2 separate regions of the Homo sapiens genome follow, and region 2 is linked to region 1. The links are chromatin contacts, found by Hi-C or POLR2A ChIA-PET in ENCODE. All regions are on one chromosome and are shown on one strand. Each heading gives the region's core, a stretch centred on a gene start or an enhancer-like site at or near the end of the contact. The rest is flanking DNA. Distances are from core to core; before and after follow the strand shown. Region 1 holds the start of SRRM3 (serine/arginine repetitive matrix 3). Region 2 holds the start of SSC4D (scavenger receptor cysteine rich family member with 4 domains).

Region 1 (3,831 bases), core at 1,332-3,831:
AGTCCCATCACACCTTCAGGCCTTGTTTTTCTCCTATGTGAAAGGGAGACAGCAGCACCTTTGGGTCCAGGTTATGTGAGGATGAGATGAGATCATGTATACGAAGTTACAGGACCATGGGCAGAGGCTCAGTGTATGTGTAGGAGTGAAGAAAGAGGGGCTGGGCTTCTCTAACCTCCCCATTGGTGCCCCTGGAAGGCTTCTGAGACAGGAAGAGCTATGATTTTGTCCCTGGGGGACAATAAAATATGGGCAGAGGAGGGAGAAAAGTCAGGAAGGGAGGCTGACCCCAGCAGCGCTAGTAGCTGCTCCTGGCCATGGACCATCTCAGGAGGTGAGGGTGAACCACTAAGAAAGGAAGGAGCAGTCACTGGCTGGCAGAGGTCAGCAAGAGGTTGGGAGGCAGAGGAGGTGCAGAACGGGTGCAGCAGTGAGCAGATGGGACTGTCAGACCCAGACCCCCCCTTTGGCAGGTGTGACGGGGTAGAGGCACCCCGCTGGCCGGTTCAAGGCACATTCTACCTCTAAGTATCCCAGTGACCTTGTGGGAGTCACCTCCTTACTGCACTGTATGCCCTCACCCACCTGCCTCAGGCTCCCCACCTGTAAAGCTGGCATCATAAATCAAGACACTGGCATTGAACTGGGCCTTGATACTCAGAGGATGGGACAGGTCATCAGTAACTCTCCTGCCTCCAGGAGGACAGCGCGAGTGGCTTCATGACCTTGGGAAAGTCACTCAAGCTTCATTTCTCAGCTATGAAATAGGGACAATGATGCCTTCCTCATGAAGCTTCTGTGAGGATTAGCTGAGTCAACCGTTGCATTGTGCCCAGCATGGAGCTGGGCATGAGGCTCTCAACCACTGTTCATCTCCTCTGGGAACAGAAAAATGTGCTTCAAATATCACTGAACACTATTCCACATTTATCCAGCTCTTCTTTAAGAAATTCTTACTTGTCTCCTATTTACTAACACTCACCCAGCATTTTATACCGTAAAAGTAGTCTCCCATCTCCTTATCCAGATTATTTCTTTCAACAGCAAAGTAGACATTGCTAACACTACACCTGTTTTACAGATTGAAAACAGACTCAGAAAGGTCAATGGCTTACCTGAGGTCACATAACCTAGATTTGATCCCATGTCTTTCTGACATCAGAGTCCATGACTCCCAACCCACATACCCCTACCTCTTAAAACCCAGTTGACTCTTTAGTCAGTCTTCAAGAATACCTCCTCCACCCCACAGGAGAGTGGGATGGGGCATAAAGTTAAGGAACCAGAAAGCTACTGCTGTGTGGGAACAATTTCCTAGCCAGCTGGGTCCTATTTTTGACTGAGGAAGAAGCTGGCACAAACTGGGGCCATGACCTTAAGATGCTCCCTGGACAGAGGAACTTGTGCACGTCTCTCCGTCAAAGCCCAGCACCTGCCTTTTCTCTTGCCATGGGACAAAAGACCAGCTCAAGCCCCCGATGCTAGGGTGAGTGAGGTCTTAGGACAGCGAGAAGTTATGGCTGGGATAGGGCACAGGCATTGAAGTACCACGTCAGACCTTGGTACAACCTTCCCTTCCTCCCACTAAATCTCTCCCCACAATGGATCTGCTGTCAGGAGTAGGAACTGCAGGAGGCTTCAACACTGTCCAGGCAGGAGCCCTGGGAGGGAGGGGGAGGCGGAGGCAAGGCAGAGGCTGCGTCTTTTCTCAGCTCTCTTCTTTACCAGGAATTCACTCTGGCGCAGGTCTAACTCTGGGCTAGAAACTCTCTCTGGGCGTCCGTGGTTGGGGTGGGGGGTGTGCACAGAGAACCCCCTCCCAAATTCCTAGTAGCTATTTTCTCTTCTGTGTCCTCCATCCTCTTCCCAGTGCAAGAGTAAATGCCATCCTGTGAGACCCAGTTCTCCTTGCCAGCTCCTGCCTCCCTAGGGGCATTTGGGTAGCCGGGAAAGGGGCCAGGCTGTCCCCTGGGCCGGCACCTCCTGCTGGACAGAGGCCCAGCATCCAGGTGGGGGCCTGCTCCCTTCACCAGGGCCAGTGACCAGCATCTCCACAGGGTTACTGCATCGGTCCTCCCTTCCCTGGGGAGCAGGTCCTTCTCCTCAGTGGGACTGCGGTTGGGGGGCCTCCCTGGCACCCTCATGGACTAGGCCATGGTCATTTATGCCCAGGGGAGTCCTGCCCATGACCCCAAAGGTCTCCACTGTCTCCATCCCTCTCAGTGAAATGAATGTTCCTCATCTCTGCTCCCCGGGCGCCTGGCACCCCCGGACAGACGCCCTCGCCGACCTCCCACACTGCCCCTCTGCTCGGGGGAGCCTGCAGACCACGGGGGTGCTGGGGAGGCCCGAGCTTCCACCCAGCCCCAGCCCCTCGGGGATATGCCCCCGCCCCACAGGCGCTCTCACCTCACCGCTGACCGCCGCGATCTACCGGGCGCTGGGGCCAGGCCCTCGGGTCCCGCCGGTCCGGGCTGCCGCCTAGTCTGGGCTGAGTTGGGCAGGGCAGCTCCGCGGCCCCCACGGCCCCGCACCCTCTGCCTCCCCGCGGGTGCTGCCGCCGCTTGCTGAAATGCTGGACAGCGCACCGCCACCGAGGCGCCTCTCTGCTCGCCCGCCAGCCAGAGCGGCCCAGCCCCGCGCCCGCAGCGCCCTCCGCAGGCCTGGAGGAACGCCCGCAGCGGAGGCAACAGCCCGGGCGGCTGGGCCGGGCCGTCTCCCGGCCGGCTCCCCCTCCTCCCCGCCCCCTTCGCCCCCCTCCCCCCCTTCCCCTCGCCCCTCACCTCCCCACACCCCCGCCCCTATCCCCAGCCCCCGGGGACATCTGTTTCCCCCACTTGCGAGAGGAGGCATGTCAGCCCTGGAAGGCGCCTGGGGCAAGGGAGGTTATTAGTTTGGATCTGGGAAATGCAGTCGGTGTGCAGAGGCCTCGCCAGGACACTCTCTTCCCACCCAGTGTTAAAGAAGGCACCAGGGGCTGGGCGCGGTGGCTCACGCCTATAATCCCAGCACTTTGGGAGACTGAGGCGGGAGGATCACTTGAGGCCAGGAATTCGAGACCAGCCTGGCCAACATGGTGAAACCCAGTCTCTACTAAAAATACAAAAATTAGCCAGGCGTGGTCGCAGGCACCTGTAATCCCAACTACTCAGCTACTTGGGAGGCTGAGGCAGGAGAATCGCTTGAATCTGGGAGGCGGAGTTGCAGTGAGCCAAGATCGCACCATTGCACTCCAGACTGGGCGACAAGAGCAAGACTTAGGGTCAAAAATAAAATAAAATAAAATAAAATAAAAGGCACCAGGGAGGTGAGGTGGGAGGATCGCTGGAGCCCAGGAATTTGAGGCTGCAGTGACCTATGGTGGCGCCACTGCACTCCAGCCTGAATGACAGAGGCTGTCATTTTTTGACACCATCTCAAAAATTTAAAAAAAAAAAAAGGAGGGTGTAGTGTGAGAGACATCCTAATGGAGACAGGAGATTTTAAATTATTTTTTTAAATTTTAAAATTTTGGCTGGATGCAGTGGCTCACATCTGTAATCCTAACATTTTAGGAGGCTGAGGTGGGAAATCACTGAGCTCAGGAGTTTGAGACCAGCCAGGCCAACATGAGGAAACCCTGTCTCTATGAAAAATACAAAAATTTGCCAGATGTGGTGGCATGCATGCACCTGTGGTCCCAGCTACTTGGGAGGCTGAAGTGGGAGGAAGGCTTGAGCCTGAGAAGCGAAGGTTGCAGTGAACCAAGATTGCTCCATTGCACTCCATCCTAGGTGACAGAGCCTCAATTTGTCTCAAAAACAAAAACAAAACAAAAAAACAAAAACAACA
Region 2 (3,432 bases), core at 223-2,722, 210 kb before region 1:
TGAGATGACGGAAGGAATGGAATCTGGACTTCAGGGAAGGGGCTTCCCCAGGCCAGGGGAGGAGGGAGGGAGGAAGGACAGGTGCGGGCAGCAGGGGCGTGGAGATTTTGCAGCATGGTGATGGCAGCCTTCCATCAAGTATTTTCTTTTCTTTTTTTTTTTTTTTTTTCTTTTGAGATGGAGTCTTGCTCTGTTGCCCAGGCTGGAGTGCAGTGGTGCGATCTCAGCTCACTGCAACCTCCACCTCCCGGGTTCAGGCGATTCTCCCACCTCAGCCTCTCGAGTAGCTGGGATTACAGGCACCCGCCACCACACCTGACTAATTTTTGTATTTTTAGTAGAGACGGGGTTTCACCATGTCAGCCAGGCTGGTCTCGAACTCCTGACCTCAAGTGATCTGCCCACCTCAGCCTCCCAAAGTGCTGGGATTACAGGTATGAGCCACCTCGCCTGGTACATCTAGTACTTTCTTTTTCCAAGAAATAGGAAACAGCATCATGACCAGGAGTCAGGAAATTAAGTCCTGCCGGGCCCACACTCATGCCACCTGTTTTCCTCCCTTGGCCTCAGTCTTCCCAGCCTCACCATAAAAAGCTGGGACTGGTCCCCAATTTGTTTGATCCTCAGGAGCTTCTCAACATTTTTTTTTTTTGGCCAGTGCAGTGGCTCATGCCTGTAATCCCAACACTTTGGAAGGCTGAGGCAGGAGAATCCCTTGAACTCGGGGAGACGGACGTTGCTGTGAGCTGAGATCACACCATTGCACTCCAGCCTGGGCAACAAGAGCGAAACTCCATCTCAAAAAAAAAAAAAAGAACTACACAAGAAGGCAAAATTAGGCTGGGTGCGGTGGCTCACACCTGTAAACCCAGCACTTTGGGAGGCCGAGGCAGGCGGATCCCTTGAGGTCAGGATTTCAAGGCCATCCTGGCCAACATGGAGAAACCCAGTCTCTACTAAAAATACAAAATTAGCCTGGCATGGTGGTGCATGCCTGTAATCCCAGGTACTCGGGCGCTGAGGCACGAGAATTGATTAAGCCTGGGAGGCGGAGGATGCAGGGAGCCGAAATCGTGCCATTGCACTCCAGCAGCCTGGGTGACAGAGAGAGACTCTGTCTGAAAAAAAAGAAAAAAGAAAAAAAAAGAAGGCAAAATCAGCAGCCCCCAAGTGAGGTTGTGAGGTCCTGTCTATGTGGGAAACCCACTCCATACACTGTGGCTCCTGGGACCATTTCCAAACCCTCAGCTGAGATGTGGGTCGGGACATCATCAGGCGGGACTCCTGGGCTGGATCAGGGCTACCTCCAAAGATCAGGATGCTTGGCTGCCCTGCAAAGGGGTGGAGACCTATCCAGGCCTTCCTGAAACCTGAACCCTGGGGTGGGGGGGCTGTGGGGGGAGGAGGGGCTGCCTGGCCTTGAGAGTCCATGCCTCCCCCAACCACATAGCTCCGCCTCCACCTGGGTGCCCTTTTTCTGGGGCCGCTCCAGCTGGTGCCGGCCACCTCCACTCCCCTTTGCTTCTTGCTGTCCCTAAGGTCGGATGGGGACAGGCTGGGGCCACCAGCCAGCTCCATGGACAGGGACTTTGCCTCTGCTCACCTTCCAGCTGTGGAAAGAAAAGAAGAAACGCCTGTGTTGATTTCCATTTGGAAGATCCTTCCTCCTCCTAAACTTCCAGGGGCAGACAAAGTGATTCGATCTTGGATTGACTGTAGAAGAAGGGACAGAAAGAGCCCAGAACATTCCCCCAGGTATGAATCCTTCACTTTTGCTGGAGTGTTTGTGTGTGTGTGCGTGTGCATGCATGTGTGTGTGTGTGTGTGTGTGTGTGTGTGTGTGTGAGACAGAGAGAGAGAGAGAGAGAGAGGCAACCATTTCCCACTGGTCAGATGGGAAATTGTCCTTGTTAATCTCCCAAGCCCCTTCTGGCTGCTGTTTTCTATGATTCTGTAGCCATCACCTTGATTCAGTCACTCAACAAACATTTCCTGAGTATCCACCCTGTGCCAAGGGCAACCACTGAATGAGATCTGGTTTCCACCCTCAAGGGTCTGCAGTCTCGATGGAGAAACAGTAATGATAACAATAGCTACCACACCTAGAGTGGGCCAGACACTGGGCTAAGCCTTGTGAAAACATTTGCTCATTGAACTTGGCAAAAATGATAAGGGGTAAGTGGATCACGAAAGCCATTTTACAGATGAGAACAGTGAGGCTTTGCAAGGTGAAGGTCATACAGCTAGGAGATGGTGGAGCTGATGCTGCAATATGAACCGCTGTGTTAGGCTGCCGGCTGTACTGTAGAAAATGTAGGCAACAGATGGACTCTGAAAGGGATATGAAGGGATGGGAGGGCTTTCAAGAGCCCTAATCACCAAGGACAGGGAGGGATGAAGCCTTGTCTTGCCAGTGTTCCCTTGGGCGTGAAGCAGGAGCAGACTGGAGGGGCCCACCTTGGAGCTGGGAGGGTAGGAGGCAGGCTTGGCAGAGGGCTCTGGGGTCACCTGGGATTTGAAATCTGTGGGGATCAGGATCGGGGGTCCTTCTCCCTCACGCCTGGGCTGAGGTGGCAGGGGATAGAGGTGGGGAAGCTGAGGATTCCTGGCAGGGTCTCTGGAAGTTGCCTGTCCCCAGGGTGGGGGCTGATCTGGCCTGGGGGGCCAGTATCCCAGCAGCCTGAGAAGTGGGTGGCACTGAGGCCAGGAGGCAAAAGGAGGCCAAGATAACTATGTGCCCCCCCACAACAAGCAAAGACTGGACTGTGTCTTTCCCCCTCCTCATGGTTCTCAGCTCCCATCTCCCAGCTGTCCCCAGTCCAGGCAGAAGGAGGACAAAAGGTGATTATTCCACTGGGGGCTGTCCTGGGCCCCATGAATGGGGTGTTGAAATCCCTGTGTCTGCATCCAGATAGGCTTTCATCTTCTCCCCAACCAGACTTTGTACACCAGGGCACAGGTAAAGCCAGAGAGAGGAGGGGGTTGGAGGGATGGTGGGGAGCTCCTTCTGGGACAAGCACCCATGTCCCCCAGTCCCACTCTCAGTGTAGCCCAAACAGAACCATCCTCTCTACCGCCGCCTCCTACAAAGTCCCCATCAGGGTGGCTGGGAGCCAAATGGATGCTCCTAGCTCCCTGACCCCCAACACCAAGAGTAGCCCAGTCCTGCCAGTTCAGTCTCCCACATATCCTTCGCATCTCTCCTTCCTCTCTGCCTCCTATGGCCTAGAGTCTGGACAACTGCATCAGCCTCTAAACCAGCTTCCCATCTCTCCCCAACCAACCAGTCCACAGTGCACACAATGCATCAGACCCTTGCTAAAAGTCTGCAAGAAAAGGGGACGTGAGAGAGGCTTCTGGGACACTGGTTACATGGTGTGAATGCTCTTTGAGCTCTAAGCTCATGGTTTATGCACTTTTTTTTTCTTTTTA

The links. A loop is a pair of places that touch in the nucleus more often than their neighbours do. ChIA-PET counts read pairs that join two places held with the same protein, here RNA polymerase II (POLR2A). Pooled maps may share reads with other maps.
Region 2: a pooled map shows a loop between it and region 1 (1.8-fold over the local background). The contact joins the promoter of SSC4D here to the promoter of SRRM3 in region 1. A Hi-C loop is called at or near these places in 1 of 168 maps with a recorded cell type or tissue (CD8-positive, alpha-beta T cell) and 4 of 50 pooled maps. POLR2A ChIA-PET finds 5 or more read pairs at or near these places in 1 of 52 experiments (H1).

What each region holds. Positions count from the first base shown.
Region 1 is chr7:76,200,646-76,204,476 of GRCh38, reverse strand. SRRM3 (serine/arginine repetitive matrix 3) reads right to left here and starts at 2,581. Exons shown (of 15, transcript NM_001110199.3): 1 at 2,410-2,581. RefSeq lists a silencer at 2,495-2,734.
Region 2 is chr7:76,407,737-76,411,168 of GRCh38, reverse strand. SSC4D (scavenger receptor cysteine rich family member with 4 domains) reads left to right here and starts at 1,472. Exons shown (of 11, transcript NM_080744.2): 1 at 1,472-1,755. It also overlaps a transcript of ZP3 not described here.